Linked DNA regions of Homo sapiens: regions 1 and 2 are each linked to region 3. Evidence: chromatin contacts called from ENCODE Hi-C or POLR2A ChIA-PET data. All regions are on one chromosome and are shown on one strand. Each heading gives the region's core, a stretch centred on a gene start or an enhancer-like site at or near the end of the contact. The rest is flanking DNA. Distances are from core to core; before and after follow the strand shown.

The links. Hi-C counts contacts between places; a loop is a spot of excess contacts on that map. ChIA-PET counts read pairs that join two places held with the same protein, here RNA polymerase II (POLR2A). Pooled maps may share reads with other maps.
Region 1: a pooled map shows a loop between it and region 3 (11-fold over the local background). The contact joins two enhancer-like sites. A Hi-C loop is called at or near these places in 11 of 50 pooled maps. POLR2A ChIA-PET finds 5 or more read pairs at or near these places in 5 of 52 experiments (GM10248, PC-3, activated T-cell and 1 more).
Region 2: a loop to region 3 is called in a pooled map, with 5 times the contacts of the local background. The contact joins the promoter of PYGL here to the enhancer-like site in region 3. A Hi-C loop is called at or near these places in 1 of 50 pooled maps. POLR2A ChIA-PET finds 5 or more read pairs at or near these places in 2 of 52 experiments (H1 and OCI-LY7).

The regions. Positions count from the first base shown.
Region 1 is chr14:50,522,009-50,525,553 of GRCh38, reverse strand. The region is part of intron 2 of MAP4K5 (mitogen-activated protein kinase kinase kinase kinase 5); the gene reads left to right. Among named protein-coding and RNA genes, the nearest start is that of MAP4K5, 8.8 kb to the left of the region's middle. Within about 2 kb of position 1,338, at least 2 of the 41 ENCODE cell types and tissues checked have a DNase peak (open chromatin) inside an H3K27ac peak, as active enhancers do.
Region 2 is chr14:50,943,127-50,946,977 of GRCh38, reverse strand. PYGL (glycogen phosphorylase L) reads left to right here and starts at 2,495. Exons shown (of 20, transcript NM_002863.5): 1 at 2,495-2,817. The coding sequence starts at 2,575. It overlaps LOC400212 (a long non-coding RNA gene), which reads left to right. Exons shown (of 4, transcript NR_170195.1): 4 at 514-688. RefSeq lists a silencer at 2,316-2,475 and an enhancer at 3,144-3,667.
Region 3 is chr14:50,724,729-50,728,276 of GRCh38, reverse strand. It overlaps NIN (ninein), which reads left to right. Exons shown (of 31, transcript NM_020921.4): 30 at 2,211-2,324. Among named protein-coding and RNA genes, the nearest start is that of SAV1, 58 kb to the right of the region's middle. Within about 2 kb of position 1,821, at least 4 of the 41 ENCODE cell types and tissues checked have a DNase peak (open chromatin) inside an H3K27ac peak, as active enhancers do.

The DNA.
Region 1 (3,545 bases), core at 89-2,588, 200 kb after region 3:
ACTAGAGAAACACTTTTTAGGAGGAAATATCTTACAGTGTAGTGTAAGGATTTTACAAAGTGGCTAGAAATGTAGAGACCAGTTCCCGAATAATCCGGATGAGAGTTTATGCAAGACTAAATTTAGGCCCTGGTATAGAAGATGAAAGGAAGGGATGGATTTGAGTCATATTTAGAAGATGATCAAAAACACCTGGTAATCGGTGAGGGGCAGGAGGAGAAGGGTAATTGATGGCATTTAGAATTTCTGGCTTGAGTGACTACATTGATGCTATCAACAGAGTTAGGAAATACCAAATATGTGGAGTCTGGATTTTGTGTTTGGTTTTGAACATAAGGCATTGCATAGGTGAATGTGTCTGGTAGGTGGTAGGAAATGCACCTCTGGCCTTGAGAGTTCTGGACTGGGGATACAGGTTTGGGAGTCATCATCACTTTATGGGGTGGTACCTGTGAAATATAGGTGAGGTCACCCAGGAGAGTTTGTAGGAGAGCTGAGGAAAGGCTGTAGCCTTAGAGGGGTGGCAGAGAAAAATAATATATTGAAGGTGTCTGAGAAGAAACAAAGCGGTATGAGGAAGTTCTTTTCATAGGAACGAAAAGTTTCAAGAGATGATCTCTATCATCAGCTGCCTCCATTCTTGTTCCTGTTTGCTCTAACTGCAATGAGGAAGATGAATTCATTCTCCAAAAAATATAAATCTGAAGTTTTGTGTCATTTCTCCTTTATTTCCTTTGTCTGTAGAATAAAGTCTTAGAATAATATTCCTGTTAAGGCCCTGCTTATCCCAATACCGTATCCATACTGAACTTTCAGTTCTTTATATGCACTCTACTCTCTGTCTTTCAGATTTTTGCAGGTATTCCTTTAGAACACTCTTTCTCTTCCATCTTATCGCCTACTCTTTGGGTTTCTGTTTAAACATTACATTTCTCGGTGGGGGGGCTTTTCTGTCCCTTAGAGTAGGTCACACCTAGCAGCTGTATGTTTTCAAAGCTCCATGTACATTTTTTATCATGATACTCATCATTTATCACTTCTCATTTTTGCTTGTCTTCCTGGTAGACTAAAACTGCATGAGAACAGAGATCTTATGTTTACTGTTGAAACACCTGTACTAGTATATTGCCTAGTATATAGTATGTGGTCAATAAATATGCCTTGAAGGAGTAAGCAGCATAGTGGTCATGTAAGCAAGGAGTTGGAAGGGTTCATTAAGAGTAGAGTTGAGGTATGATTGGTAAGTGAGGAAGTAGAGGGAATGTAGCCTGCTCTCTGAAGCAGCTTAGCTATGACAGGAAAGAGAAATGAGGCACACAAATGTTTCTTCTTGTTTCAGGGTTTTACTTTCATCAAGACTGAGTGATTACAGCATTCAGTTACCATTCTTTAAGTTTGTCGTATCACCCAAGTGTCTAAGACGATTGCTGAGTTTAGAGATGGAATTCTACAGAGAAGGAAATCAAGACAAAGAATTTGGGAGGAATTGAGAATTCAGAAAGCAGATAAAAGGAAAAAACATAGGATGGATTTTTAGGGACTAGAGTAGGGGATAAATGTAAAAACCTCCCTCCCTTTCTGATCTGGAGCCTTGTTTGTTTATTTCCAGTCCTAGTTGTTCCACTGCGAGCATGGTTAGAGTGAGGCATGTTAATGAATGGGAGCTGGGATGGAGAACTGGGAGGACAGGATGCAAAGGAGTATTTAACATTCAACAAATACTTATAGAAGGCCTCCTATGGGGCAGACACTGTTGTGGTGCCTTGTGATACATCTAGTGAACAAAGCGGACAAAGATTCCTCCCCTCATGGAACTCAAATTTTAGTGGGGGGAGAGAGACAACAAACATAATAAACACATTGTATAATACGTTACAAGGAGATTAAAGGTATAGAAAGAAGAAAAGGTTGAATGGTTAAGGAGGATCAGGAATGCCTGAATGGAGTGAAGAAGGCAGGTTGGGGAATTATATAAGGATGGTCAGGGTAGGCCTCATTGAAAAGGTTAGATTTGAACAGACTTGAAGGGCATTAGGGAGTTAACCAAGTGGATAACTGGGTAATCAAAGGAAGTCTTAAATCTCTTTCTTATTGAGTCACCGGAACCTGTGTCTGTAGCTGAATTCTAAGCTTAGGGGCAGGCATATTATCTAAGACACAAGCATGGCCATCACCATGCCTTATTGACTGGTGCAGGACCACAGGTCATTGTGATTTTTATTTATTTATGATTTTTTTTTTTGAGACAGAGTTTCGCTCTTGTTGCCCAGGCTGGAGTGCAATGGTGTGATCTCAGCTCACCGCAACCTCCACCTCCCAGGTTCAAGCGATTCTCCTGCCTCAGCCTCCCTAGTAGCTGGGATTACAGGCATGGGCCACCACGCCCGGCTAATTTTGTATTTTTAGTAGAGATGGGATGTCTCCATGTTGGTCAGGCTGGTCTCGAACTCCCGACCTCAGGTGATCCACCCGCCTCAGCCTCCCAAAGTGCTGGGATTACAGGTGTGAGCCACTGCGCCCAGCCCATTGTGATTTTTAATTAAGTTCAGCAGTTGGTTGTAGGTTACCAAGTCTTATGTTATTTTTTTAAGCATGAATTTGTAAGCAAAGAAAATGTAGCTGTTTCTTATGTCTTCTCTCCACCAGTATACTTTGATCTTTAAATATTAAGAGTCTAGTCCAATGCCTAAAAATCTGAAGGTAATAAAAAATAGATGTATGTGATGTTATTTCTCTGACATTTGATATCAAAACATCACCTACTTTCTTATTTTTTGATAGTAACACAGCTGAACTATATGAATATACTGTCCTTTTTGTGTCCTGTGTCTGACATTATGAGAGACTCTTGGTTTTCATATTTGAGTGAGAGAGTGAATAACTTGGAAAAATAGCTTAACAGTAGAAAATAAGAGAGGAAGGATTGTCCTTCAAAAACTTTAAATTATATTTCTTATTAAATAAATGTTATGTTAAATGTTGTATAAGGTCACTGCGAAAATAAAACATGTTTTATTGGGATGATGTGCTACTGTTGTGGATATTTACTATTTTAAAAGTCATCTGGGTAAAATCTTATTATTTATTTTTCTTACTGTTCAGAGGTAGGCTTATTTTGTGACTGCCTAAAGAGAAAATATGGTTCTAATGATGAATGTGAAGCTCTGAACCATACCTGGGAGCAAAATACATGTTATGAAAACTGTAAAAGAAGTAAAAAGTACTTTCAACTTGGTGAAGATAGACATAAAACAGTGCCGTCACTAGTGCAAGTATAGCAATGCATCACTAGTGTAGTCCCCAGATTGACTTGTGGATACAGCTGCAACCTTGGGCTTATTCATCTAGTATTCTAGTTCTTTGTTTACATAGGTTTAGCATTTTCACTTTGATCTTCATTTCCAGTGTATTTTATGAAGACAAATGGGATAGAATACAGATTGACTTAGATTTCTTTTTTTAGTTTTGCTTTCAAAATTTAAAAGGGTTTCACTTGTAAACTAACATTGTGGTTTCAGACCAAGAACACAGAAAGAAAAACATGA
Region 2 (3,851 bases), core at 1,246-3,745, 220 kb before region 3:
GCGGAGCTGGGAGCCATCTATTTGAAACTGTCTTAAGCAAAACTAAGAAACCGAGTAAGCTTGCTTTTGGTGTCTTTCATCCCTTCTTGTGTGCCCCCTAATTATTCACTCCCCAATGCCCAGACATTATGATGCCTTCTCCTGCTCAGAGACCTTTCTGGGAGGAAGACCTACTCAGACCTGGTATTCCCTCATCCTAGGCTCTACCCTATTTTTCATCCAGCTGTTAAAGCTGAGTGACTAATTTCACACTTATGTACGAATGACCCATAACTGGCTTAATGCTGTGACCATCTTGGGGGTATTCAAAGCTGATAAACACTTTTTTAAGTTATATAATAATCAAAGAAGCTTATCTTTCTGCTTTATTTCAAATTTCACCCCACAGGCCTTACTTATTTTTAAGATCAATGATTTTGATGGGCCCCCCCTTCCCACTCTTAATTCAGGGTATTTCTGGCCCCATCCGGATCCAAACTCTAATGCTCATCTCTTCCATACTGTCCTTTGCAGGTCATCGGTATTGCAAGAGTTGCATAAGGCCCAATTCAGTCTCTGCCCCAAAAGCTCAAGTCCAAACTTCAGAATCTGGGAGGACAAGGATTCAGGAAATTTTGTCAGAACTATGAGCTTTGAACTTTCACTTTTATGGTGAGGGTCACATTTGGTCTGAATCAATTAATCCATTACCCGCCCCCCCCCCCCCCCCCACCACCACCATGTGTGAATTCAAAATAATCAACTTGGGTTTATTATAAAAAACAAAATATATTAATATAAGTATACTAAGATTTTTCTAGAAAACTTGGCCGGGCGCGGTGGCTCACGCCTGTAATCCCAGCACTTTGGGAGACCGAGGAGGGCGGATCACAAGGTCAGGAGATCGAGACCATCCTGGCTAACACGGTGAAACCCCATCTGTACTAAAAATACAAAAAATTAGCCGGGCGTGGTGGCGGGCGCCTGTAGTCCCAGCTACTCGGGAGGCTGAGGCGGGAGAATGGCGTGAACCCGGGAGGCGGAGCTTGCAGTGAGCCCAGATCGCGCCACTGCACTCTGCCTGGGTAACAGAGTGAGACCCTGTCTCAAAAAACAACAAACAAATAAACTTAGAAGAATATATGTGACTATTGGCCGGGCGCGGTGGCTCACGCCTGTAATCCCAGCCCTTTGGGAGGCCGAGGCGGGCAGATCACGAGGTCAGGAGATAGAGACCATCCTGGCTAACATGGTGAAACCCTGTCTCTACTAAAAATAAAAAAATAAAAAATAAAAAATGCGAGGTGGCGGGCGCCTGTAGTCCCAGCTATTCAGGAGGCTGAAGCAGGAGAATGGCGTGAACCCGGGAGGCGGAGCTTGCAGTGAGCCGAGATCGCGCCACTGCACTCCAGCCTGGGCAACAGAGTGAGACTCCGTCTCAAAAAAAAAAAAAAAAGAAGAAGAAGAAAGAAAAAGAAAAGAAAAAGGAAAAAGAAAACTTAATTCTGGCAATGGACTGTTTCTAAAATAATATATTAATACTACTTAATGAGGAAGAAAAAACCTCTGACATCCTAAAATGCCAAGTGTTTGCCTTTACCAAGGTTTAAGCACACATAAACACGCATATTCAAATACCACCCAAAGTGGAGGTGCAAAGATCAGCCTGTACCGCACAGTAACACAGACTGGGTTGTTTTTTGTAAAGAAGGCAACTAGTCCAGTGAGTAATCCCTTCATTTTCCACACACATACCCTTCTGTTTTCTCCCTCTCCTCCCCCCACACCCTCCACTGCAGTTAAAACGTAATTCGAAGAAGCCTAAGGTAAAAGCCCCTGCCGCATAATGACCCTAGAGCTTCACCTCACCTACTCTGATTCTTAGTAACCTACCTCTAAGGATGAGAGACAGGGTGCTACGAGCGGGGCGAACTTTGGTCCAGGAGTTAAGAAACCTGAACCCTGGAGTCCTCAAAAAAAATGAATGAAAATAACAGAGGCGCCCTGAGGATCCAAGCTGGGGCGGTGCCAAGGGCTGGCAAGTGAGGTTGGGACAACAGAAGTCAAACGTGCCGTCCTTCCAGATCCCGGCGCTTATGGCGGAAGCCACTCCAGGTGAGAAATCCTAACAGTCATAATGGCATAACAAATAAACATCGGCAAAACAGCAGTCTGCCAACGACGTGCTTCCCTACACAGACGTCCTCCTGTCTCCACACTCTAGAGGGGAGAGGCGGAACAAATGCTGCCTCCGCAGATTTTGGAAATCCGGAAGGGAGCCTCCGAGCCCAGGTCCCGGGCTGGCAGGGGTCTCGCCGGCGCTTGGACCTCGTCTCCCACCCCCGAGCCCACTGCGGCCCCAGAGCCTCGGGAGGGGCCGGGCACTTCCTCTGCCCTCCGGCCTGGGGCAGGGGCCGGGACGCGGTGGGAGTGCAGCGGGGACGGCACCGCCCGAGGGGGCGGGCCCCAAACTTTCGTGCGCGTTGAAAGCTGCTGGCGCGGCGGGGCGGACTCCACCCCTGCCCGGCAGCCCAGCGCCTCCGGCCGCACTTCCAGCTCTCTGCGCAGCCCGCCGCGCAGCCCGCCGCCCCAGCCATGGCGAAGCCCCTGACGGACCAGGAGAAGCGGCGGCAGATCAGCATCCGCGGCATCGTGGGCGTGGAGAACGTGGCAGAGCTGAAGAAGAGTTTCAACCGGCACCTGCACTTCACGCTGGTCAAGGACCGCAACGTGGCCACCACCCGCGACTACTACTTCGCGCTGGCGCACACGGTGCGCGACCACCTGGTGGGGCGCTGGATCCGCACGCAGCAGCACTACTACGACAAGTGCCCCAAGGTAACCGGGGGCGGGACGGCGGGCCGGGGTCCAGCCCGGAGTCGGAGTCTCCGGCCGCGGCCGGGCGGGACGAGGTGGAGAACCCCTCAGAGTGGTCCCTTGCACCCGGTCCTTGCCCCGAAGTCCAGAGGAGACGTGTCTAGGCTGTGGGCGGGCAGCCTGGGGGACAGATTAGGCCTCCCAACAGACGCCGAACTCATGTCTCCGAGGTGCCACCCGCCAGTGTCCCGCCCAAACCACTGTGCCGTCCGCCCCTGGAAACCGCCAGGTGGGCAAAAGCCCAGGCCCCTCTCGCCTGTCCACTTCACAAACTTTTTTGGAACTTTGACTCTCAGCATTTAATCAAGAGGTGACGGGGGCCTCTTGTCCTGTATGCCGGACACTATTCTCTGCCCTGGACACTCAGCCCTAAACAAAAGGGACAAAAATCTTGCCTTGCTGGAGCTTGGTATTTTGGGAGGGGAGACAAACGCCGAGCTGGGAAAAGGTCGTAAGTCTCAGGCCTCTGGGAGTGGCTAAGTGTGGTGCAGAGGAGGGGCAGGGTCCCGCTCCAAGCGTAGAGCGCCGCCCACCCATTCTCCTGAGTGGGTGTAGCTCCTGGAATTCCGTGAGTCTTTCGCAAAGGCGGCCCAGGGCCAGGCAATGCCCTGGACTCGTCCTCCCCGAAGACACACACTCCCCCGACCCTTAGCCCTTCCACACCCGAGGCCTGCCCCCAGAGCTGCTGAGGAAGGCTGGTCAGGGACCACCTCCATCCACGGCGTGGGGGCGGGAGCAGAGACCTCCTTAGGGTGATTTTGGACCTACAGAGGGACAATATCTCTGCCTGACAGTTTGCGAAGAGGGCGAGAGGCAGTGGGGAAGGACTGGGGAGGACATGGCAGGGAGAGGGATTGTGTGCAGGCTGGAGTGAGGGCGGGTGTGAGTCTGTATTGGGAGAGGAAACTGGAGAAGCCAGGTAGAGACATATTGGAAAGAATAAAAGATTGGGATACATCCCAGGGGCAGTGGGAAATATATATAAACATTTATTA
Region 3 (3,548 bases), core at 572-3,071:
GCTTTAACTCTCCAGTATATAATTGAACTACAAAACTTTGATCTCAGTTTTTAGTGGACCTTCTAACCAAATGATCCGCCAAGATTCTTCTCATTGCTCTCTTACACCCTATTTTCAAAGCCTGCTGTTTCCAACCCACCCACCAATGTTAAAAAAAATATCCTTTTCCTCCAATTCCTTCAGGATTAGACAAAAACTAAGATTTTTGAAAGAAAAAAAAAATCCTCCAACCAGATGACAGAGTGGACGGCTTATTACTCTCACCAGAATGCTACTGCAGGCTCTCCCATTTCCCGCTGCTGAGCTGACACTAATTTTAAGAATGCAGAATATTGTTAAATCTGCACGTTTCTGTGTGTGGAGTGATGTGATCTCTTCTGCATTTTGTGTTGCTTTGCTTGCCTATGTAGTGTTAATGTGTGTGCTTTTAAAAATTGTTTGCATTGTAGATGTGTGAATTTAGACTCCCCCTAAAAACTCATCCTGACATGAGGGTGAAGTGTACTACTTGCCTTCTTTCTCTAGGCCTTGCTACCGGAGCAGCGAGCAGTGCACGCAGATTCCTACAGAAGGATTGGGCACCTGTGAAAACTGGGCTGCTATTGATGGCATTTCTTACCATGGCAGACAGATGCACACACCCACCCATGCACACACACCACACACAGAGACATAAGCTAAGATATGTTGGAATTAAGTGCTCTTTTAAATTATTTTATTATTTTTACTGTTAAACCTTTGCAGTATTATGTCTCTTATTTATTTATGTAGAAATGACAGATCTTGTGAATCAAATTCACAAACATCAGCTTGTTACAAATCATTTTATTTATACCCTTTAAAGAGTGTGGATTTAAGATTCTTGAAAGGATGTAGTCTATATATTTTCTCATTCCATATGTTGTAACTATTTTTAACCAAAGGTACTACTTTTATATATGGAATTTGAAGAAAACCAGGGGTATTTATACTGTTTTGTATAAGATGTACAAATCTTTTTGACAGGAAATTTTTGATGAAACAATAAAATAAATTTTAAGTATATGACTGCCTTTGTTTTTCCTGTTTTTCCACTCTTTTGCCAACTCTATGTTCTTTGAATTATCTTTTTTTTTGTTTTGCTTTGTTGGGCAAATAGACATCATTTTGTATTTATGTTTGAACTTTAAAAAGCTATTATTTTTTTTTAAATATAGGCCTTTTTAAAAGCTAGATGTCCTCCAGGCCCAATTTTTTGTAACTTACTTCCTGCATTAGACCTTTGCCTATTACAATTTTTATCCTCCGGATAGTTACTACATGATTTAGGGTTTCTTTTATGATTAAGTGTTACTACTTAGTATCTAAACAGATGGTAGCCTTTGACTCATGTTTAGTCATTCTGCATGTCTTTTAAAGTATATCTTAACTACCATCAGCTGTTAATACCTTTATGAAATCTGAAATTCCTTATGGGGACATTTTGGTGGACTGCAGAGGGATGGGGGTTGCATTCTAATAAGTCAATTGCATTCTAATCTCTCTAGGTCTCTCTCCTCTCCAAAACTCACTTACTCCTTAACCCATCACCGTTGTGTGAGAACAGGAGATTTTTCATTTTCAATCTGCTCTGATAGTAAACCCATCCTCCAATCCAGATGTGTGCTTCACATTTACAAGTGGGAAACAGATGACTAGAAAAATTGGCAGGAAGAGGCTATTATGAAGAAAGAAACTTACCACCCTCACAGTCATCAGCCACTTCAAAGGAAAAACAGACATGCATATTGCAAGCTGATTGGTTATGTTAGGAAACCCTGAATATATTCAGTGCTTGTTTTGTTGTTGAGAGGCCCATAACATTGCAGAGACCCAGATCACAGATGGGAGGTTGATAGCGATCTTCCAAGTTACCTTGGATGTCCATTTTACTAGAGGTACTCACAGGTATTAAATTATGGGTTTTCAGAATTTTGCTTTATATCAGGGGGATGATGGTAACACAGGTAAGATTCTTTTGATTTTTCAGTCTGATCCTTTATCTGATAGGGTTACTTTTCTGACATATGCAATCCATGCAGGGCTCAAAACTCTCATTTCATGAGAAATCCATCCTTCCTGTTACAAAGGCAAAACATTTGCTGTCCTTTCTCTAGGCATCTTGTGGGGAAAATAAACCAGTGTTTTCAGTGTGACATGATTTTCGAATAATATACTTTTCTTCCCTTCAGGGAAACCAGGAACAACTGGTAACTGTCATGGAGGAACGAATGATAGAAGTTGAACAGAAACTGAAACTAGTGAAAAGGCTTCTTCAAGAGAAAGTGAATCAGCTCAAAGAACAAGTGAGCCTACCCGGTCATCTCTGTTCACCCACCTCACATTCCAGCTTTAACTCCAGTTTTACATCCCTTTATTGCCATTAACTCGTTAACTTATGTTGTCTAATAAAGGCAAATTCTATTATAAATGTCTGTAAGAACTTAGGATTTGCTATCCCTCATATCACCCCAAAAAATACGAACTCTGTATTTTTTCCAAAGCTCTGTTTAAGGCATGTTTGTCCACAATTTAAAAGTGTAAATCTTTGCTAACATGATTTACATGGACCTAAGATTTTAAAGATCAAAAAAAATCTATTGATTCACATAGACCTAAAGCATGTCCATTCACATGCTTTAGGTCCCTGTGAATCAACAGATTTTTCTCTGCCCAAGACAGGAAATATTCCTATTTAAATTGAAAAATGATATTGGTTAAAAAAATAGGGGGATAATAAATGGAACTTTAGCTTTCCTGTTCCCAACAGCTTATGAAAACCTCAACAAGTATCTTATTGCTACAGCTAGACTCCAAAAAGATGTACTTTGAGTTAGAATCTAGACCCCAGATTCCAGGACCACTTAAACAGCCTGCTCCTTTTCACCTGCTGGTGGCAGATGTGGCCTTGGTGTTTAGAAATTAGTTGCGCATCCACTGAAGAGACAAGCAGAAAGTACTACCCTCTGGGAGAGTGTTATAGCCTCTCTGGAAACTGAGATGAACATGTGGGGTGGGGGGCAGAAAATGCCCAACCTAGTTCTTTAGATACTTAAAAGCTAAGAATAACAACCCCAAGAGAGGGTCTGAATTCAGCTGTAGACAGCAACTTTTGGTTGTCCTGTTTCTTAATACACAGGGAAGAAAAAGTCCCATTCAGTGAGCATTTATCCATTCAGTTCTTTACATATTCAAGCATTCAACACATAGTTACTGTGGGCCAGGTCCTGCCGTGGGCACAGGGATACAACAGTGAACAAAGCCCCTGCCCATATAGAATGCACTTACAAGGTGCCAAGCGTTTGGCCAAATGGTAGGTTCAGAAATAAGTGGGATCCGTCCTGTTTTCAGTAGAGGAGAACACAAGAGAAAGACATATTTGATCCAACCCAGGAGTTTAAAGAAAGCTTCCTGAAGACCTCTGAAGCTGCATCTTGAGAGTTAAGATTTCAACTAGTTAAGAAAGTGTGGGGAAGGGTATCCTAGGCTGTGGGAACATCATGGAGTTATGACCACATGTGGGGTGTGGA